Linked DNA regions of Mus musculus: region 2 is linked to region 1. The links are chromatin loops, found by intact Hi-C in ENCODE. Cell type or tissue: left cerebral cortex. All regions are shown on one strand. Each heading gives the region's core, and the rest is flanking DNA. Links, peaks and the distances in the headings are about the cores only.

The links. Hi-C counts contacts between places; a loop is a spot of excess contacts. Peaks named below come from ENCODE experiments on the same cell type or tissue, not always from the same donor. Only the 100,000 strongest peaks of a DNase experiment are listed, where the experiment ranks them.
Region 2: it touches region 1 in a loop (2.5-fold over the local background); 2 of 42 quality-filtered maps call a loop at or near these places.

Annotation. Positions count from the first base shown.
Region 1 is chrX:36,308,341-36,313,730 of GRCm38, forward strand. No RefSeq gene overlaps it. Among named protein-coding and RNA genes, the nearest start is that of Lonrf3, 17 kb to the right of the region's middle. In left cerebral cortex, for the core only: no CTCF peak of the experiment used is centred there; a DNase peak (open chromatin) is centred at 3,290.
Region 2 is chrX:36,246,812-36,252,201 of GRCm38, forward strand. No RefSeq gene overlaps it. Among named protein-coding and RNA genes, the nearest start is that of Gm42406, 53 kb to the left of the region's middle. In left cerebral cortex, for the core only: no CTCF peak of the experiment used is centred there; a DNase peak (open chromatin) is centred at 2,792.

The DNA of each region.
Region 1 (5,390 bases), core at 202-5,201:
GAAATTTGCAGGAAAATACATGGAATTGGAAAATATATTACGTTGGTAACTCAGGCTTAGACAAATATCACATGTACCCTCTTGTATATGGATTCTAGCTATGAGTGTATGTAGAGGTGAGGAAGTTGGAAAGGGGCCATGAGAGTTGGAGAAAGAGACAGGCTAGAAAAGGGCAGTAGAACACCCATGATGTTAAATTGGTGGTGGTGGTGGTGGGGTTATACTAAGGATAGAAAGGTTTAAGTGGATATGGGAGGGGAGAAAGGGGTGGAGAACAAGCTAAATGAAAACTAAGCATGTATGAAAAAGTCATAAGTAAATCTGCTACTTTGTAAGCCAATTACAAAATAAATCAAAGAAGAGCTTAAACAGATGCACTTTTCCTGGGGGGAAAACTGCACCAGGAAGTAATAGGACTAGTAAATGAAAATCCCAGTGGTAGGGATTGGCTGTCTCTCTGTGAGTTGCTAGTCAAGGAGGCTTGCAGGTCCCCCACATCAATATAGGCTATTGCCACTGCTGTTGGTTGCCTGGCAGAACTTGGTGGTAAGACTGTTTTGCTAAGGAAACCATACACCACACTTTGGTTGCATAGCTGCTAAGGGAGAAAGGACATCACCAGTCTCAAGCACCTGTAGATCCTGTGCTATAACACCTATTGCCAGGCAAGATGTGCCTGTGGAGGGAATTCATGATTAATGCTGCAAAGTTGGTCAAAGAAAGCCTGTGACTGGAGAAGTCATGTGTCCTAATGGGGAAGTGGCTACTGTTGTTTAACTAATTGATTGGACTTGTCAAACTGCCTTCTAAATACTTTTATGTGCATAGAATGCTGCCGCTGTCACTCTTGGCCAGAAAAGAATTTCTTCTTCCCCATCCAGGGTGTCAGTTACTGCAGTGATTCATAACTGATCAGAGTGATCAGAATAAGTAACTAGTGGATGCTCAACCCTAAGCAGGAGCATATCACCTGAACCACACCCACCCAAGGAACATTGCACATGACAGGACAGAAAGACTGAAAGCAAGAAAGCAAGGTAAGAAGTGTTGTGGAAGGCTGCCATCTGGGCATGGCATAGCCATTAGGTCCACCTGTGAACTTACAGCAGCTGTGATTACATGCAAAGGACTTACACTAGATGGGGATTCTCAATGTTTCATCATGGTGGAGGGAGGGGCTCACATAGCCCCACCTCGCCTTGAGGAGGTGTTGCCCATTAATGGCCACTGGAAGAGAAAGAAGCGTTTTCTTCAGTATTGCTATTGAGAAATTGTCCCACTCATGGAAGCAAAAGAAATAAAGTAAAGAAAAAGGTAAAAAACATATAAAAGTAAAAAGGAACAATGGTTGGGAAGGGCTTCAGTGGGATTGGGAAGGGAACAAAAGAAGGTAATAGTGAATGTAACCAAATATATTATACCCATTTGTGACAGTGTCAATGAAATTCATGATTATGCATAGTTAGCATGTTAGTAAGAATTGAGATTGAGTTTGAAAATCACTTGAGCAATGGAATTTGAAAGAGTTTCCAGAATCCTCTTATCTAATCATCACTAGCACACTTGAAAGACAGACAGCTCTTCTTTTGGGAAGCCACATTCACACTCTTGGGAGTGCTTTATTCTTTACAAAAACAATTTTCTTTCTGACTTTAATGACACTCAACTGTATTTTAGAGGGAAAAAACAAAAGTATCACTTCTTGTTTTCACGTTTTACTACAAAGCTATAGTAAACTAGTGTGATAAGGGCATAAGGATAGCTATACAACTCAATACAATAGAATTAAGAACCCATATATCTATGAGTATTTGTTGAAAAAATGTCAAGACCATTCACTGAGGAAAAAACAAATAAGCCTGGAAAAGTTGGACAGCCACATGTTAAAAGGAGAAAGTTGGACTATGTCTCAAACCACCTATAAAAATGTGCTGGCTAGTTTCTATCCACTTGACACAAGCTAGAGTTACCTGTTAAAGGGGAGCTATAATTGAAGAACTGCATAGGATTGGCCTATAAGGGGCTGGTGAGATGGCTCAGTGGTTAAGAGCGCCGACTGCTCTTCTGAAGGTCCTAAGTTCAAATCCCAGCAACCACATGGTGACTCACAACCACCCATAATGAGGTCTGCCGCCCTCTTCTGGTGTGTCTGAAGTCAGCTACAGTGTACTTACATATAATAATAATAATAATAATAATAATAATAATAAGAAGAAGAAGAAGAAGAAGAAGAAGAAGAAGACTGGCCTATAAGTAAACTGTGTGACGTTATCTTATTAGTGATTGATGTGGGAGCAGGAAATGCACATACTACTGTGGGTGGTGCCATCACTGGGAAGAAGTGATCCTGAATGGCATAAGAAAGTAAGCAGCCCAACTAAGCAGCATTCCTTCATGTTCTCTATTTCAGTTCCTGCCTCAAGCTTCCTGCCTTGAGTTCCTGCTTGAAGTAAAACCATGACGAAAATAGAATCACAATTTATACAACGGGAGAAAAAAATGTCAACTTATCATTAATGTAAAGGAGTGCTAGCTATATCACTAAGGATTCAAAATTAATAAACATATAATATTTTCCAGGTATCTGAATAGACATTCCCTAGGGAAGATAGTTATACAAATAGACAGTGAACATGTAAAAAGACTCAACATCAGCCTGGGTAGCTCAGGCTCTTGCTTGTAGCTACTTCAGAGGCCAAGGCAGAAAGATTCAAGTTCACTGTCATCCTGAGATAGAGTGATTTTAAAGCTGAGATAAAGTGACCCAAGCTAGCCTGGGTCACTTTGTCACAAATTTTAAAAAGCAGGGATGTGTGTGGAGATATAACTAAGTGGTAGGCTACTTGCCTAGCACACGCAGGGTCTTAGGTTCAAAACCCATTACCAATAACAATAACTACAAAGTAGAGGCAGCACAAATGCCCATCAGCTGATGAGTGTGTAAACAAATTGTGCTTTACTTTTAGAATGCAATATTATTTAACCAAAAGAAGGAATAAATACATACCACAACATGGATCAACCTTGCAAATATTATATTGTGTATGAAGACCATATACTATATTGTTCCACTAATTTGCAATGTCCATGGGTGGAAAAACTATGGAGACAGAGAGGAGATGAGCAGTAGATTGGGGATACAAGCATCTGTATAGTAGGATACAGAGTCCTTTGCGTATGTGCCTGAGGGTGATGGAGCTGGATCACGTGGCAGATCTATTTCTAGTTTTGTTGAGGAACCTCCACACTGATTTCCATAGTGGCTGCACCAGTTTGCACTCCCACCAGCAGTGAGTAAGTGTTCCTCTTTCTCCATATCCATGCCAGCATTTGTCGTCATTTGTTTTTTTGGATCTCAGCCATTCTGACTGGGTAAGATGAAATCTCACAGTAGTTTTCATTTGCATTTCCCTGATTGCTAGAGACCTTGAGCATTTTTAAAAAGACAACAACCATTTCTTAGCCATTTGTATTTTTTCTCTTAGAAACTTATTTGGTTCCATTTTTTAATTGGGATTTTTTTTTCTTGATATTTAGGGGGGTTTGTTTCTTTTTTGTTTTATTTTAGTTCTTTATATAGTCTAAGTAACCCTCTGTATAGTTAGTAGAGTTTTTTTTTTTCCTATTCTATAGGCTGTCTCTCTCTTCACTCAAATTATAGTATCCTTTGCTGTACAGAAACTTTTGGTTTCATGAGATCTCACATATTTATTGTTGGTCTTAATGGCTGCACTATTGGGGACCTGTTCAGAAAGTCCTTTTCTAGACTGAGGGAAGGCGGTCCAGTGACAGGCCCAAATTGGGACCCATCTCAGGGGAGGCTCCAGGGCCTGACACTATTACTGATGCTGTGGTGTGCTTACAGACAGGAGCCTAGCATGGTTGTCCTCTGAGAAGCCCAACAAGCAGCTGACTGAGACAGATGCAGATACTTACACCCAACCAATGTACAGAAGCCAGAGACTCCTGTGCTTGAATTAGGGAAAGAAGGGAAGAAGCTGAGGAGGAGGACAACCCCATAGGAAGACCAGTAGTCTCAACTAACCTGGACTCCTGAGATCTCTCAGACACCGAGCCACCAACCATATGGCATATACTGACTGGTCCAAGGCTCCAGACACATATACAGCAGAGGACAGCTGGGTCTGGACTCAGTGAGAGAAGATGCAGCTAACCTTCAAGAGACTTGAGGCCCCAGGGAGTGGTGAGGTCTGGTGGGGTGGGAGAGTAAGGAGTAGGGACATCCTCTTGGAGACAGGGGAGGAGGAATGGGATGAGGAACTGTTGGAGGGCAGAACAGGAGGGGGATAACGACTGGACTGTGAAAATTATTTAAAATGTTTTTTTTAAAAAACCAGGAAGTCTATATTGATCCTGCCAATCCATGAGCATGGGAGATCTTTCCATCTTCTGAAAGGACCCAGATATAGCTGTCTCTTGTGAGACTATGCCGGGGCCTAGCAAACACAGAAGTGTATGCTCACAGTCAGCTATTGGATGGATCACAGGGCCCCCAATGGAGGAGCTAGAGAAAGTACCCAAGGAGCTAAAGGGATCTGCAACCCTATAGGTGGAACAACAATATGAACTAACCAGTACCCCCCAGATCTCATGTATCTAGCTGCATATGTATCAGAAGATGGCCTAGTCAGCCATCAGTGGAAAGAGAGGCCCATTGGTCGTGCAAACTCTATCTGCCTCAGTACAGGGGAACGCCAGGGCCAAGAAGTGGGAGTGGGTGGGTGGGGGAGTGGGTGGGGGACTTTTGGGATAGCATTGGAAATGTAAATGAAATAAATACCTAATTAAAAAACAAAACAAAATAAAAAAATAAAACCTTAAAAAAACAGGAAGTCCTTTTCTATGCCAATGAGTTTAAACATATTTCCTTTCTATTCCATTGCTCTATGAGTCTGTTTTTATGTCACTAACATGCTGTTTTTTATTACTGTAATTTTCTAATATAACAAAATCTGGAATAGTATCAGCCGCTTTTTTATTTTTTAGGGTTTTTTTTATATCTCAAATCTGTGTTTTCATATGAAATTTAAAATTAGTTTCCCACTCCTGTGAAAATTTGTGTTGGGAATTTTATGGAGATGAGTATGTAGATTGCTTTTGATAGGGTTCCATTTTCACAATATTTATCCTGCCAATCCATGAATGTGGGATATATTTCCATATTCTCCAATTTCCTTTATTGATGCCTTAAGGTTTCCATAACACACATGTCTTTCAATTCCTTAGTTAGATTTATTTCAAGATATTTTTTAAGCTGTTGTGAATAGAATTATTCCCCTGATTTCTTTCTCGGTCCATTTGCTATTTGTATAGGAAGGCTACTGATTTTATGTGTATTGATTTTGTACCCTGCTACTTTGCCGAAAACA
Region 2 (5,390 bases), core at 100-5,099, 62 kb before region 1:
AGTTGGCTAACACAAAATTCATTTTGTGGGATTTCTTTTCATGTGAGACTTTTTGGTTGTTTGTTTAATCTGGGCATTTTGTCTTATTGGGTTTTTGTTTTGATTTTGAGACAGGAGAGGGAGAAGTAGAAAGAATATGAAATTGGGTGGGTAGAGAGGCAGGGAGGATCTGAGAGAAATTGTAGGAGAAAGCATGATTAAAAAAAAAGTCTTGTGTATGAAAAGAAAATTTTAAAATGAAATCCCTCCTATAACCCCTTGCTAATTACCTGACACCTATGAGTGTTGCAAATGAAACACACGTATCTGAAGATTCATTATGAGCACTAGATATGTAATTCATATGCATGAGGCATTCATATTTTGTTCTAATTTTATATTTTAAATTTATGTAGCCACATGTGGCTGGTAGATGTCTTTGGAGTGGTATAGCTCTAGTGTCTCAGGTGAAAAACAATCTACCATAGTGGTTCAATGAACAAATATCTACAGTTAAGAAGTCCCCAGCATAAATTCTAGTTTGATTCTTACTAACTCTGAAACTTTGAACAAGTCACCCAATCTCATTGAAACTGTTTTTCCTTGTTAAAAAAAATGGATATCTTAACATTGCCTATATCACAGGACTGTTGGAAAGATTAAATCTGAAAATTCTCATAATTAACAAAATGTTTGGCATAAATGTAGCTCTCAGTAAATGTTTGCTATTATGAATTTTAATGTTATAATTTTAAATCCCATCTTATTTCATGTACTTCTATAGTCAGTGAACATTTCAGCCCATTTCTTGGTGCCACAGGTATGAGGGTAGTGACATTGGCTCTCAGTGACTTCTATAACAAAGGATTTTTTTCTTTTTTTTTTTTTTGCAGTCTTATTGTGTTCTGAAGTCTGAAATAAATGTGATTTTGAAATTAAAGAAAAGATGAAATTCCAAAGTCAGAATATTACTATGGGGAAAATTATGTGCTTCACTTTTTCCATTTTCTATTTATTGAACAGACTGTGTTCTTGAGACAAAGCTCAAGTATTCTACACTGGCTAAAAATTCACTACCAAGGATGGCCTTGATTTCCTGATCATCCTGCATATAAATACTGAGTGTTGGGTTCACAGTCTGATACCACCAAGCCAGGTTTCATTCATTGACTCTGTACTGAGAGACTGGTGATGGTTATATCCATGGACTCTGGAATTATATCCTGGCTTGTAAGCCTTATTTACTCACCATGTGACCTTGAGCACATTGCATAATATCTCTATGTCTCTATTTCTTTATCAGCTGGGCATTCCAAAAGTATATACTTCATAGGGTTATTATAAAGATTAGGTGGATAAATACCTAAGGCACTTAGAGAAGGACTTAAACTGGTACTCGGTTGAGGCATGTTGGGTTTATAAAGACTTTGTACTATATTAGGTGCCAGAAAAACAGTATGTGCTCTCCTTGCCCTCATTAAGCTGATTCTTGGAGAAAAAGACATAGACAGGAAAGCACAGAGAAGTGTTACAGACAACAAAGATAGAAGTATGTGAGAACATTGGGGGAACATTAAGAAAGATCAAGTTCATTGATTTGAGGGCAGTCTGGTGTTTTCTGTAGAGCTGGAGGAAAACATGGTGTGCTGGTGCTGCATTGCAGGTGAATGTCTTCAAATATGAATGCGGGTTGAGTTCAAAGGACGAGAATAGTAATTGATAAATTGGTTTGTATACTATGAGAGGATGCAGGTGGGAGATGAGGTTGGAGAGGTCCGCCAGAAGCAGCACTTGAAAGATCTTATCAATTAGCTTGAAGACTTTCCACTTTACTGTGAATACCATGAAACCACATTTGTTCTTGTTGCTGTTTGTTGTTTTGGGACAAGGTCTCAGGCAGACCAGGCTGACTTCAAGTTTTCTGTGTAGCTAAGGACTATTTTCAACTCTTTATCCTCCTGCCTTTACCTCCTAAATCCTGGGACTACAAATTTCTGACACTTGTTGTGACTGGCCCTCATCCTCTACATCCAAACTATCACCAAATCCTGCTCTATCTCCGGGGAACTGATTTCATAGTCCTCTACTCCAGTGTATCCCCTTAGTCATCTCTTTTGCTCACTGCAGGAGTCTCCTCCCTAGCCTCTTTATTTCCAATCTGAATGCAATATCCCAACCAAATGTTTAAATATGCAAATCTACCCATATTAATCTCCCAGCATCAGAAGCTTCCAAAAGCTTCCAGTTCTATTTTGTGTGGCACCTAAGCTCTTTTCATAGATATAATAAGATACAATCGCTGTTGAAATCCCTTTGGCATTCTGCCTAAAATGATTTCCTCTCACCTTCTTTCTCATTGTCTTTGTCTCAGCTTGTGTTGGCTCCTCAGAGAGGCTTTCTCTCAATGAGGAAACCCTACTTTGGTCAGTGTCTCATCACCATTTTATTGTATTCCTATCATTTAATAGTATTTGAAATGCCATATAATAGATCAAGGTGTTCTTTATTATATCTCTTTACCACCACCAGATGGTAAGCTCCATGAAACTGGTGGCATTATTTGCTTTGCCCTTGTGTATCTAATATCCACCAGAGTACCTAGTAGGTTTTTAATGGATATTCATTGAACGAGTGAATCAGAATATAAATGAGGTTTGGGGAAATCCAGGAGAATCAAATGTGGGTTCTAAAGGGGTAAATGGAGGAAGGAATGCCTGCAAAGGAACTTGGGAGAACAAGCAGAGTAGGAGGGAGAGAAAGAAGGATGCTGCAGAAGGCAATCCCAGTTCTCCCTCCAAAAGTAACCAGTGCTAACAGATGGGTGGTTTTCCTTCCAAATCATGTTCTATATATTTGCATACACTGACAAATGTTTATATTACATGCATATGTACTTGTGGTTTTTATATAAATGAGCTCCCAGTCCATGCATTATTCTATTACTTGCTTTCAAAAACAGCTTTATTGAGGTATAACTCACATAACATACAATTCACACATTTAAAGTCTGTAGTTCAATTATTTAAATACATTCATGAATATGAGCAAATATAGGGCCATGGTAAGTTTATAGAACATTTTCATCAACTCAAAAAGAAACCCTGTACACTTTAGCTATAACCCCTGAAGATATCTTCTCAGCCTAACCATATTAATCTACTTTCTGTCTTTATTGCTATTCTATATTTTTTGTGTTTTTTTTTAAAACAGAGGTCTTACTAAGTAGTCCAAGATGATCTGAAACTCAATAAATATCCCAGGCTGCTTTCAAACTCTTGATCCTCCTGCTTCAATCTAAGTACAAAGGACACATGTTCCACTATGTTCATAGCAGCCTTATTTATAATAGCCAGAAGCTGGAAAGAACCCAGATGTCCCTCAACAGAGGAATGGATACAGAAAACGGGGTACATTTACACAATGGAGTACTACTCAGCTATTAAAAACAATGAAATTATGAAATTCTTAGGCAAATGGATGTATCTGGAGGATATCATCCTGAGTGAGGTAACCCAATCACAAAAGAACACACATGACATGCATTCACTAATAAGTGCCCAGAAACTTAGAATACCCAAGATACAATTTGCAAAACACATGAAACTCAAGAAGAAGGAAGATCAAAGTGTAGACACTTCATTCCTTCTTAGAATGGGGAACAAAACACCCATGGAAGGAGTTACAGAGACAAAGTTCGTAGCAGAGACAGAAGGAAGGACCATCCAGAGACTGCCCCACCTGGGGATCCATCCCATAAACAACCACCAAACCCAGACACTATTGCATATGCCAGCAAGATTTTGCTGAAAGGACTGTGATATAGCTGTCTCCTGTGAGCTATGCCAATGCATGGCAAATACAGAAGTGGATGCTCACAGTCATCTATTGGATGGAACACAGGGCCCCCAGTGGAGGAGCTAGAGAAAGTACCCAAGGAGCTGAAGGGGTCTGCAACCCTATAGGAGGAACAACAATATGAACTATACAGTACACTCCAGAGCTGTGTCTCTAGTTGCATATGTAGCAGAGGATGGTCTAGTCTGCCATCAGTGGGAGGAGAGGCCCTTGGTCTTGCGAAGATTATATACCCCAGTACAGGGGAATGCCAGGGCCAGGAAGCAGGAGTGGGTGGGTTGGGGAGCAGGGCAGGGGGAGGGTATAGGGTACTTGTGGAGAGGAAACTAGGAAAGGGGATAGCATTTGAAATGTAAATGAAGAAAATATCTAATAAAAATTAACATTTTGAAAAAGAAATTAGAAAAAAAGAGAAAAAAAAGAATTATCCTGTGCCAATGTGTATTGTTTTCTGACTGTCTTTATTTTCAAAGTCCATGTTGTAGCTGAGCCAGACTTCATTGTTTTTTATTGTTGAGTCATATTCTCTCTCTCTCTCTCTCTCCCTCTCCCTCCCCCTCCCTCTCCCTCCCCCTCTGTCACACCCACACCCCCCCCCACACACACACCATATTACTAGTACTATGTTCAGTTTTTCATTCTTCAGTTGGTGGTCATTTTCACATTTTTACTACTATAAAATGTTAATCTTTTAGAAATTATGCATTTTCTTATTTATTGAGCATTTCCTTAGCAATGGGATTGTTGGGTTATATAGCGCTATATTAAACAATAGGAAGAACTGATAGACTGTTTTTCAAAGTACCAGAACCATTATATACTAATTCATTAAAGTTCTAATCTCTTTACATTCTCAACATTTGTTACTGTCTTTGGGTATGTATATGAATACACCATTATTTATATGTGTGTATGTATGAATTTAGGCATGTATGTGCTCTGTGTGTGTGTATGTGTGTGTGTGTGTGTGTGTGTGTAGGCCAGAGGACAACCTCAGATGTTATTCCTTAGATGACATTAACCTTGTTTCTGAGACAGGGTCTCTCACTAGGACCTGGGTCTCACTAATTAGTCTAGGCCGGCTGGGCAGCAAGCCCCAGAAAGACACCTGTCTCTGCCTCCACAGAGTTGGTATTATAAGCATGTGACACCATGCCTTGCTGGAAGCTCAAATTTAGGTCCTCATGCTTGTGTGGTATTTCACTGACTGAGCCATCTCCCATTACTTGTTTACTGTAGCCACCTTAGGAAATGTAATCACTTGGTTTTTTGTTCAATGCATCTTGACTTTTTTTTTGTTTCTTGCATGTTAAACTAATGTGTAGTGTTCTAGACTAATTATGCTTTTCAAGATATTCCTTTATTTATCCCCCAAATTTATTTATATTTATTGAAGATTTGCATATTTAAACATTGGCTCTGGACGTTGTGTGCAGATTGGAAGTAAAGAGGCCAGGGAGGAGACTCCTGCAGCAAGTAAGAGATGATGGTGGTGACTAAGGAGATAGTTGTTTCTTCCATCTAGACTCAACAGTGGGAGTAGATGCTTGAATTTC